2 separate regions of the Homo sapiens genome follow, and region 2 is linked to region 1. Evidence: chromatin loops called from intact Hi-C (ENCODE). Cell type or tissue: CD4-positive, alpha-beta T cell. All regions are shown on one strand. Links, peaks and the distances in the headings refer to the core of each region. The heading gives the core; the rest is flanking DNA.

Region 1 (5,382 bases), core at 147-5,146:
GGCTAATTTTTAAAATTTTTATAAAAACAGAGTCTCACTGTGTTGCCCAGGCTTGTCTTGAACTCCTGGCCTCAAGAGATCTTCCTGCCTTGGCCTCTCAACATGCTGAGATTACAGACTTGAGCCACCATGCTTGGCCTTTTAAGGGAACTTTTAAAAATGTTTTTAGTTTTTTTTTTTGTTTTTTTTTTTGAGACAGAGTCTCGCCCTGTCATCCAGGCTGGAGTGCAGTGGCATGATCACAGCTCACTGCAACCTCCGCCTCCCAGGTTCAAGTGATTCTTCTGTCTCAGCCTCCCAAGTAGCTGGAATTACAGGCACGCACCACCATGCCCGGCTAATTTTTGTATCTTTGGTAGAGACGAAGTTTCACCATATTGGCCAGGCTGGTCTCGAACTCCTGACCTCAGGTGATCCACGTGCCTCGGCCTCCCAAAGTGCTTGGATTACAGGTGTGAGCCACCACGCCCAGCCTAGTTTTGTTTTTTTCATGCGGGGACTTACAGTGATTTTAAATTGGGTCTTGCCCAAAAGTTAGCCATATGTTGATTGACCCATTAGTTCCAGGAGAAGGAGGTATACAGGAGCAGTGTTTTAGCTCTGAGTCGGTGTGTCACTTCTGAGGCGCAGTTTGTCAGAACAGTTACAGGATGAAATGTTGATGTCCTGTAGAGTGCTTGATTAAAATAAGTGAAGTGGCAGGTGGGGAGGTATTTTATACCCCAAATGTTGCCACAAATGTATGATAATATTGTTGGGAGAAAAGGATACTTTATCAGCCCAGATGGGACATATAATACAGAATCTAAAAAAATTGAAAAATAACTTATACCAATTTTTGTGTGTGGGAGGGGGGTGTGTGGAGAACAGGCAGAGATTCCCTTATAGGGCTTTAAAATGTGCTATGCTGAAAGAAAGTTTGTTTGCAGCCTGGGAAGACATTTAGACTACCAAGTTCTTCGGGTTCAGCTGTTTATGGTCTTTCTTGTCACTTATTTAACAGTTTCAGACCATAAGGAGCGTATACTTTTCTCACTTGTTCTTTATTCATTGAGCCTATTTATCCTTGAAATACTGTGGTGTAAGTTGAAAGACCTTGGGTTTAAATTTTACTTCTGCCATTTGTGTGATTTTGAACAAATTATTTAATATCTGAGTTGCAGATTCCTCATCTGTAAATGGCAATAGTATTTAATCTGTGAGTAGTGTATGTAAAAGGATCCTAGCTTGATATTTGGTGGGATCTAGGTGAACAACAAATGTTCCCCTTTTTATTGTATTAATAGTAAAATGTATATAACATTCAGTTGTGGAGGACACTTGGGTTGTTTCCATACCTTGGATATTGTGAATAATGCTGCTGTAAACATGGGTGTACACATACCTGTTTGCATCCTTGTTTTCAATTCTTTTGGATATATACCCAGAACTGGAATTGCTGGGTCATGTGGTAATTCTATGTTTAGCTTTTTGAGGGACTTCCAATCATTCTCTGCTTTTGTTTTTTAGTTTACTCTGCATCATTTATGCATATCTCCTTTAAGATCCAGAATTACTAGAGTTCAGGGTTTGAAAGCAACTAAATTCACTTTAGTGCCTGATAGTCTCATGGTTTTTCTCTACTTCCAAACATATCTAAACCTTATCCAAGCCTCCCACTGTGTGACTTCTACTGTGAAAAAAGCCATTCTTCTCTTTCTTTTGCTTTTTTCTTTCTTAAATCTTCTCCCCTTCGATTGCCTTTTCTTTCCCTCACTAATTCTTTCCTTCTCACCGCCTGCCTTCTATAAAGGAATGCTGGGGAAAAGGTCTTGCCGGAGTTACTTCTCCATCCCCACTCTCAAGCCTACCCAGACCTGGAGTTGCTGTCTTTGTGAAAAGGGACATAGACACAGAATGATATCCAGATGCTAGATTACGTCAATTTACAATAAACTTTAATTTAAGCCAGACTTTCAGAACAATTAGCACCTGTATAATACTAAAAAATGCCAAGTATCTGGGAAAGGTTGGGTGGGGAAGGAGAAAATAGTATCATCCATGGGGATGATTCAACTCTTAGGGCTGCCAGCCTAGCACACTGCTAGCAACAGCTGGGAAGAAATCATAAAGTGAATTTTCCACAGATAAACCAGCCAGAAATAACACCAGACTGCCAAGTCAGATGTGATTTCTTAGTCATAAAAGGTACTTTTCATTCCTGTAATCCTGATTGGCCTGGTCAGTAATTAAAAGTCAACATTCAGTTTTATTTTACTTATTTCTAGGACCATTGTAGAATCCTTCAGTCATTACATATCTGGTGAGACCCTAGTGGTAAGTAAAGGATATCCATGCACTTGAGGGGAAGGAAGTGTTCACACATGAAATAGCTAGAATAGTAACAAAGCTCCCTTTAAATTCAGACAATAGCAGTGAGCTACTGGTAACAGCCCAAAGGAGAAAATGAGCAGCAGCCAGAATTTTGAGATTAATTTTAATAATTTATTAATGAATGCACCAGCAGAGAAGAGGTGGGAAGGATATGGTCGACAAGTGGTAGGAGTAAAAAATTCAGCTGTGGGGAAGGGGTAGCTTTTGCTTAGAAAGTTCACCACAGACCCCTGCCCTCTAAGTTATGGTGAATTCTGTGGAAGTGATTAGAGTGGAGAAAAAGGAACAAAGAGGGTTGGAATCCAGACGTTCCATGACTAACCCCAAGATGACTAAACCAGCTACTGAATGCACCCACAGAAAGGGAAGTGACATTTACTGAGAACACATTTAGTGTTGCTGAACGCTTAAAATGCTTTCTTTGTGTTCTCAGTCCTTACCAGTCTGTGAGGGGGGTTTATTTTGTCTACATTACAGATGAAGAATCTCACCTGCAAATGAAGAAAGTTGGCTGGCCGACAGGAGATCGTTTGAAATGAAAGGATTCCAGGGTTTCTTTCTACTGAGCGTATTCAATAAGCAGGGCTTATTATACTATCTAGAATGGTGCTATCCTGTAGAAATACAATGTAAGCAGCATGTGTAGTTTTAAGATTTTCTAGTAGCCATTTAAAACAGGAAAAAAGAGATAGGGAAGATTAATTTTAATAATATGTTTAATTTAACCCAGTATATCAAACTGTCATCATGTCCAAGCTATATACATATCATGTCATCAGCATTTTAAAGTTACCAGGAGAATTCAGTGGGTACTTTAAAGTCCATCTGAATTCAGACTAGCCACATTTCAAGTTGCTACATGTGACTACTGGCTACCAAAGTAGACAGCATAGCTCTAAAAAAAAGGTAGACAGACTCATCCTAAAAAAAAATCGAATGTAGAGGCCCTGCTTTGAAGTCATTGAGAGGAATTATGGTGGGGCAAGAAAGCAGCTTCACCTGAGATGGAAAGCTCTGTGGAAGGAAGGTACCATACATAAAAGCAGGGCTGCTCTTGAAAGAATGTGACCATATCATGCAAGGACATTACTGACTGAAGGGCTATTTATGGAGAGCAGTAAGGTCATACCGACCTTTATCACCACTGCCAGTCGTGACCACAGGAAGGCCCTGTGGTGTTGACTGCTAGATGCTGAACCGTATTTGGGTGGGGGTTGCGAGGATGCTGTGTCTTGGCAAATCTACTAACCATTAGGAGTGGAAACCACAGCCTTTAATGTATGTGTGGATGTCATTCCCAAAGAATCTTTTCTTCCAGTGCCTTTTTCAGATGAGGAGGTGTAATGTGTGCTTGAGGAAGTAAGCATGAACAAACTACCTTATATGGGAATTCCCAGACCTCAGCTCCACCCAGACCAAGATAAATGATGGTTTCAGACTGCTATTCCAGCAAAACAGGGACCATCCTATATTTATAATATTCAGTCATTTCTTCCATGCTTTCTTACTTTAAAAAATGTTCTTGAAATTTTCCCTTGGTCTTCTTTCTTCTTGTGATTCTGCCTACTTTGTTGCCTTTGTCCCACTTAACTATTTTCTTCAGTTTTTCCCATTGTACTTGGTTTATTTTGTTGTTGTTGTTGTTGTTCTGTAGTCAACTGTGTACTAGGAATCAGTGTACCCCCCAGGTCCTGTTCTTGGCTCTCAACTGTGGGACTTTCATTCTGTTCCTTCATCTGAAAAATGAAAAACATTAGAATTAGAGTCCTTTATAATCTTTTAGGGCCCTCATTTTGCAGCTCGTTTGGAGCCTCTTTTTTTTATTGTGGTAAAAAACACATAAAATCTACCACCTTAATCATTTTTAAACTCAACAGTTCAACAGTGTTAAGTACACAAGAAGTTGCACCTATGATAAAATGTGAAATAAGATCTAGAGGCTTGAGGAGAACCTGAGGTTATCTGTGGAGGGTGGAAGGCTTATGCTGAAGTGGCCCCCTGAGAGCAAAGATCAGGAGTAAGGGACGATCTCCTAGTATTCACTTGCAGAAGTGACTTAAAGCTGCTAAAAGGATGTGTGTCAGGGCTTTGGCATTCTGCCGCAGACATAGAAAGACCTGATACTGTTTTGACTTCATGTGTCCCTGTAGCCATTCAGCGGCCAACATTTGTATAGTACTTTATCTTTCTCAGCTTATTTCTAATTAGCGATAATTAATACTCTTAGTATTAATACGAGTTAATTTGTAATTCTTACAAAAGAGTGTGAGATAAATGAGCATGTGCTGTCTTTAATTTCCAAAGGAGGAAATGAAAGGGTCCGTGGAAGATGAGCTGTAGCTGTGGAAGGGGCAGAAAAGCCAGAGGGTGGCTCAGGAGTCTGGTGTTATATATGATAACATTTTAAAAATAAGAGGTGAGGAAAATGGGAGCACACTTTTTGGAAGATTAACATAAATGTAAAATGATTTACAGAACAGATCAATGGAATTCAGTTAGGTCTCAGATTTTACTTTCCCCATTAGGGATGTATGTAAAGAAAGGGCATGTTGGCCGGGCATGGCACACGCCTGTAATCCTAGCACTTTGGGAGGCCAAGATGGGCAGATCACCTGAGGTCAGGAGTTTGAGACCAGCCTGATCAACATGGAGAAACCTCATCTCAACTAAAAATACAAAATTAGCCAGGCGTGGTGGTGCATGCCTGTAATCCCAGCTACTCAGGAGGCTGAAGCAGGAGAATCGCTTGAACCTGGGAGGCAGAGGTTGCTGTGAACCGAGATCACGCCATTGCACAGCCTGGACAACAAGAGCAAAACTCCGTCTCAAAAAAAAATAAAAATAAAAAGGAGGGGGGCATGTTGAGGAAATAGGAACTTGAAGTACTTGGGATGGTTCATTAATTTCCCTACGAAACATCTGTTTTTTTTTTTTTTTTTTTTTTTGAGTCTTGCTCTGTTGCTGAGGTGCAGTGGCATGATCTTGGCTCACTGCAACTTCTGCCTCCTG
Region 2 (5,382 bases), core at 71-5,070, 120 kb after region 1:
ACCAGTCTGGCCAATATAGCAAGACTCCACCTCCACTAAAAATAAAAAATTAATCAAGTGTGGTGGCATGCCCCTGTAGTCCCAGCTACTCAGGAGGCTGAGATGGGAAAATCAATGTATTTTGTGATTAAAAAAAAAACTCTCAAAAAACTGCGTATAGACAGAACATACTTCAACATAATAAAAACCATATATAACAGACCCACAGCTAGTATCATACTCAATGGAGAAAAACTGAAAGCCTTTCCTCTAAGACCTGGAACAAGAGAAGGATACCCACTTTCACCGCTGTTATTCAACAAGTACTGGAAGTCCTAGCTAGAGAAATTAGAGAAGAGAAAGAAATCAGAGAAGAGAAAGAAACAAAGGGCATTCAAATCGGAAAGAAGTCAAATTATTCTTGTTCGCAGATGATATGATCTTATATTTTAAAAATCTAATGACCTGCTCCCCCAAAAAAACTATTAGAACTGAAAAACAAATTCAGTAAAATTGGAGGATAAAAAACAAACATATAAAAATCAGTAGCATTTCTATATGCCAACAGCAAAAAATCTGAAAAATCAAGAAAATAATCCTATTTACAATAGCTGCAAATAAAATAAAATACCTAGGAATTAACTTAACCAAAAAGGTGAAAGACCTCTATAATGAAAACAATAAAATACTGATGAAAGAAATTGAAGAGGACACCAATAAATAGAGGAATATTCCATGTTCATGGATTGGAAGAATCAATATTTTTTAAATGTCCATGCTACCCAAAGCAATCTACAGATTCAATGCAATCCCTATTAAATACCAATGACATTCTTCAAAGAAATAGAAAAAATAATCCTAAAATTTATATGAAGCCACAAAAGACCCAGAATAGCCAAAGCTATCATGAGCAAAAAGAACAAAACTGGAGGAATCACATTACCTGACTTCAAATTATACTACAGAGCTATAGTAATTGAACAGCATGGTACTGGCATAAAAACAGATGCATAGACCACTAGAACAGAACAGAAAACCCAGAAACAAATCCACACAGTAGAGTGGACCCGTTATAACAATGGTGTCAAGAATATACATTGGGGAAAGGACGGTCTCTTCAATAAATGGTGCTGGGAAAGCTGAATATCCATACGCAAAAGAAAGAAACTAGACTTCTCTCTAACCATATACAAAAATCAAATCAAAATGGATTAAACACTTAAAATTAAGACCTCAAACTATGAAATTACTACAAGAAAATATTGGGAGAACTCTTCAGGACATTCGTCTGGGCAAAGATTTCCTGAGTAATACCTCAAAAGCACAGGCAAGCAAAGCAAAAATGGACAAATGGGATCACATTAAGTTAAAAAGCTCCTGCACCCCAAGGGAAAAAAATCAACAAAGTGAAGGGACAGCCCACAGAAGGGGAGAAATTATCTGCAAACTATCTATCTGACAAGGGATTAATAACCAAAACATAGGGCAGGTGCAGTAGCTCATGCCTGTAATCCCAGCACTTTGGGAGGCTGAGGTGGGTGGATCACCTGAGGTCAGGAGTTTGAGACCAGCCTGGCCACCATGGTGAAACTCCGTCTCTACTAAAAATACAAAAATTAGCTGGGCATGGTGGTGCGTGCCTGCTGTCACCCAAGCTGCAGTGCAGTGGCGTGATCTAAGCTCACTGCAACCTCTTCCTCCCGGGTTCATGCGATTTTCCTGCCTCACCCTCCTGAGTAGCTGAGATTACAGGTGAACGCCACCATGCCCGACTAATTTTTGTATTTTCAGTAGAGACAGGGTTTCACCATGTTGGTCAGACTGGTCTTGAACTCCTGACCTCAGGTGATCCGCCTGCCTCAGCCTCCCAAAATGCTGGGATTACAGGCATGAGCCACCGGGCCTGGCCTATTCATGAATGTTTTAAATGCCGCCTAGAATGGTGAATCTTTTCCAGATTTACTTTGATCAGATCCATCAGAGGAATCCCTATCTATGGCAGCTGTAACATTACTAAATGCATTTAAAAAAAAAATTTTAAGGTGGACAGGAAGGAGGATTTATTGGTGAGTATTAAGAGGGGGCACCACAGTGGAAGCCCTCATGAGTGCAGGGCCTGCCACTTGCCCAGAGGACCACGACTAGGGATGTACTTGACCCCACAGCCATCTGGGATGAGCTGCTTCTCAGCCACCATGTCTTCAAATTCATCCGCATTGAACTTGATGATGCCCCCACTTCTTTGAGATGTGGATCTTCTGTCCGCCAGGGAACTGGAACTTGGCCCTATGCAGGGCTTCAATCGCCTGCTCCTTGTTCTGCAGCTTGGTGCGGATGGACATGATAACTTGGCGAATGTGAACCCTGGAAACAGTGCCCGGGGGCTTTCCAAAGGCACTTCGCATACGCGGAGCCTGTCAGCCCCAGCACAGGACAACATCTTGTTGATGAAGATGACATGGAAGGGGTGGAGCTGCACTCGGATATGAAAGCCGTCTTTGCCACAACTTTTTACCATGTACTTATTGGCACAAATTCAAGCAGCCTCCAGGGCTTCAGAGGAGAGCCGCCCATATTCACCTGTCACCATGTGGCCACAGAGTGGAAACTCATCCACTTTTGCCTTCTTCTGCCCCAGGTCAAAGATGAGAATGATGGTATCAGGGACACCTCGGCAGAACTGAGGCTTTGGGTACGGCTTGTTCTTACAATACCGGTAACAACGGACGGGGCGGCGGCCCATGGCGATACCAGGATCTTCAGCGGCGCGCTTAAGAGAAAGAGCAATGCATTTCTTAAAACTTAAACCGGAGGTCAGGAGTTTGAGACCAGCCTGCCCAACACGGTGAAACCCCATCTCCACTAAAAAAAATACAAAACTTAGCTGGGCGTGGTGGCGAGCGCCTGTAATCCCAGCTACTCGGGAGGCTGAGGCAGGAGAATCGCTTGAACCTGGGAGGTGGAGGTTGCAGTGAGCCAAAATTGCGCCACTGCACTCCAGCTGGTCGACAAGAGCGAAACTCCATCTCAAAAAAAAAAAAAAAAAAAAAACTTAAAAGTCAAGATTGCGGCCGGGCGCGGTGGCTCACGCCTGTAATCCCAGCACTTTGGGAGGCCGAGGCGGGTGGATCATGAGGTCAGGAGATCGAGACCATCCTGGCTAACAAGGTGAAACCCCGTCTCTACTAAAAATACAAAAAATTAGCCGGGCGCGGTGGCGGGCGCCTGTAGTCCCAGCTACTGGGGAGGCTGAGGCAGGAGAATGGCGTGAACCCGGGAAGCGGAGCTTGCAGTGAGCAGAGATTGCGCCACTGCAGTCCGCAGTCCGGCCTGGGCGACAGAGCGAGACTCCGTCTCAAAAAAAAAAAAAAAAGAAAAAAAAAAAAAAGTCAAGATTGCTCCATGATCCATGGGCTGCAGAATGGACATTGTGTTAGCTGGCAGGAAAACATTAATCTACTTGTACATCTCCATCAGAGCTCTTGAGTGACTAGGTGCATTGTCAATGAGCAGCAGAATTTGAAAGGAATCATTTTTCTGGACAAATGGCCTAGCTTTTGGCTTATCTTGGTTTTTGATATGCCTTCCTCACTAAGCTTAATCATTTCTAGCTTTGATTTAAAGTGAGAGACATGCAACTCTTCCTTTCATGTGAACACTTAGAAGCCCTTGTAGGATTATTAAGGTGCCTAATTTCAGTATTGTTGTCTCTAGGTGAACAGGGAACTCCGAGAAGAGGGAGAGAGACTGGGAATGGTGGGTCAGTGAAGCAGTCAGATAGAACAGACACATTCATCAATTAAGTTTGCTGTCTTGTATGAGCATGGCTTGCGGTACCCCAAAACAATTACAATAAGTAACATCAAAGATCACTGATCACAGATCAATATAACAGATATTATAATAATGAAAAAATTTGAAATATTGTGAGAATTACCAAAATGTGATACAGAGACATGAAGTGAGTACATGCTGTTGGAAAACTGGTGCTGAGGCTGGCGTGGTGGCTCATGCCTGTTATCCCAGCACTTTGGGAGGCTGAGGCGGGCAGATCATTTAAGGTCAGGAGTTCGAGACCAGCCTGGCCAACATGGTGAAACCCCATTTCTACTAAAAATAAAAAAAAATTTAGCTGGGCGTGGTGGCACACACCTGTAATCCCAGCTACTAGGGAGGCTAAGGCAGGAGAATCATTTGAACCTGGGAGACGGAGTGTTCCCCAACCAAACTGAGGGTCGGGCTGCTATTTCTCATGGCCCAATAACAAGATGCAGATGAACTCGGGAGGAAGAGAGTTTTTATTTCTGCAACCAGTTACAGCAAGAAGGCCTGGAAATTATCGCCAGACCAACTCAAAATTACAAAGTTTTCCAGAGCTTATCTACCTTCTAAGTTATATGTCTACGTGTAAGTGTGCATTCATCTAAAGACGTAAGTGATTAACTTCTTTTAATATATAACTAAGGTCTGAGTCCTGAAGACCTCCCTCTGGAGCCTCAGTAAATTTACTTAATCTAATTGGTCTAGATGTTGGGGTGATTTTTTTTTTTTTGAGACGGAGTCTCACTCTGTCCCCCAGGCTGGGGTTCAATGGCGCAATCTCAGCTCACTGCAAGCTCCCCCTCGGTGCCGGGGTGATTACCCTTATCTTGCCTCCCGCTAAGTCACAGAGGTTTGGGGAGTTCTTTCAGACCCCCAATAAACTTGTCTGTGGAGACCTGGGGAGTTTCTTCAGACCCGCAATAAAACTGGTTTAATCCTAAATGGGTCCTGTTGAGAACTCCTTCGTTATGGGCTGGGTGCGGTGGCTCATGCCTGTAATCCAAACACTTTGGGAAGCTAAGGTGGGTGGATCACGAGGTCAAGAGATCGAGACCAGCCTGGCCAACATGGTGAAAGCCCATCTCTACTAAAAATACAAAAATTAGCCGGGCGTGGTCATGCATGCCTGTAATCCCAGCTACTCAGGAGGCTGAGGCAGGAGAATCACTTGAACCTGGGAGGCAGAGGTTGCAGCGAGCCAAGATCCTGCTGCTACACTCTAGCCTGGGTGACAGAGGAAGACTCCATCTCAAAAAAAAAAAAAAATTCCTTCATTATTGTGTCATGCTTTAAGGCCCAGGACAGGCCTAGGCAAAAGTTTTGATGGCCTTTTGTTACATCCCAGCCTTTGTATAAGGGCACTGGCTTTTAGTATTTAACTTCATTCAGTAATTACTGAAACAGTTGTTATGAAAGTCTGCATTAGTGAGACCTGGCCTGCCACAGGAGGTTGCAGTGAGCTGAGATCTTGCCACTGTACTCCAGCCTGGGTGGCAGTGTGAGACTCTGTCTCAAAAAAGAAAAATGATGCAGAAAGATTTGTTTGACACAGGGTGGGCATAAACTTTCAATTTGTAAAAA

Evidence for each region. A loop is a pair of places that touch in the nucleus more often than their neighbours do. Peaks named below come from ENCODE experiments on the same cell type or tissue, not always from the same donor. Only the 100,000 strongest peaks of a DNase experiment are listed, where the experiment ranks them.
Region 2: a loop joins it to region 1, with 2.4 times the contacts of the local background. A loop is called at or near these places in 18 of 110 quality-filtered maps.

The regions. Positions count from the first base shown.
Region 1 is chr2:108,591,621-108,597,002 of GRCh38, forward strand. All of the region lies in intron 1 of LIMS1 (LIM zinc finger domain containing 1), which reads left to right. Among named protein-coding and RNA genes, the nearest start is that of LIMS1, 60 kb to the left of the region's middle. RefSeq lists an enhancer at 2,276-3,475 and silencers at 2,667-2,756, 2,777-2,826. In CD4-positive, alpha-beta T cell, for the core only: no CTCF peak of the experiment used is centred there; a DNase peak (open chromatin) is centred at 2,711.
Region 2 is chr2:108,710,179-108,715,560 of GRCh38, forward strand. It overlaps the pseudogene RPL10P5. Among named protein-coding and RNA genes, the nearest start is that of RANBP2, 6.6 kb to the right of the region's middle. In CD4-positive, alpha-beta T cell, for the core only: no CTCF peak of the experiment used is centred there; no DNase peak of the experiment used is centred there.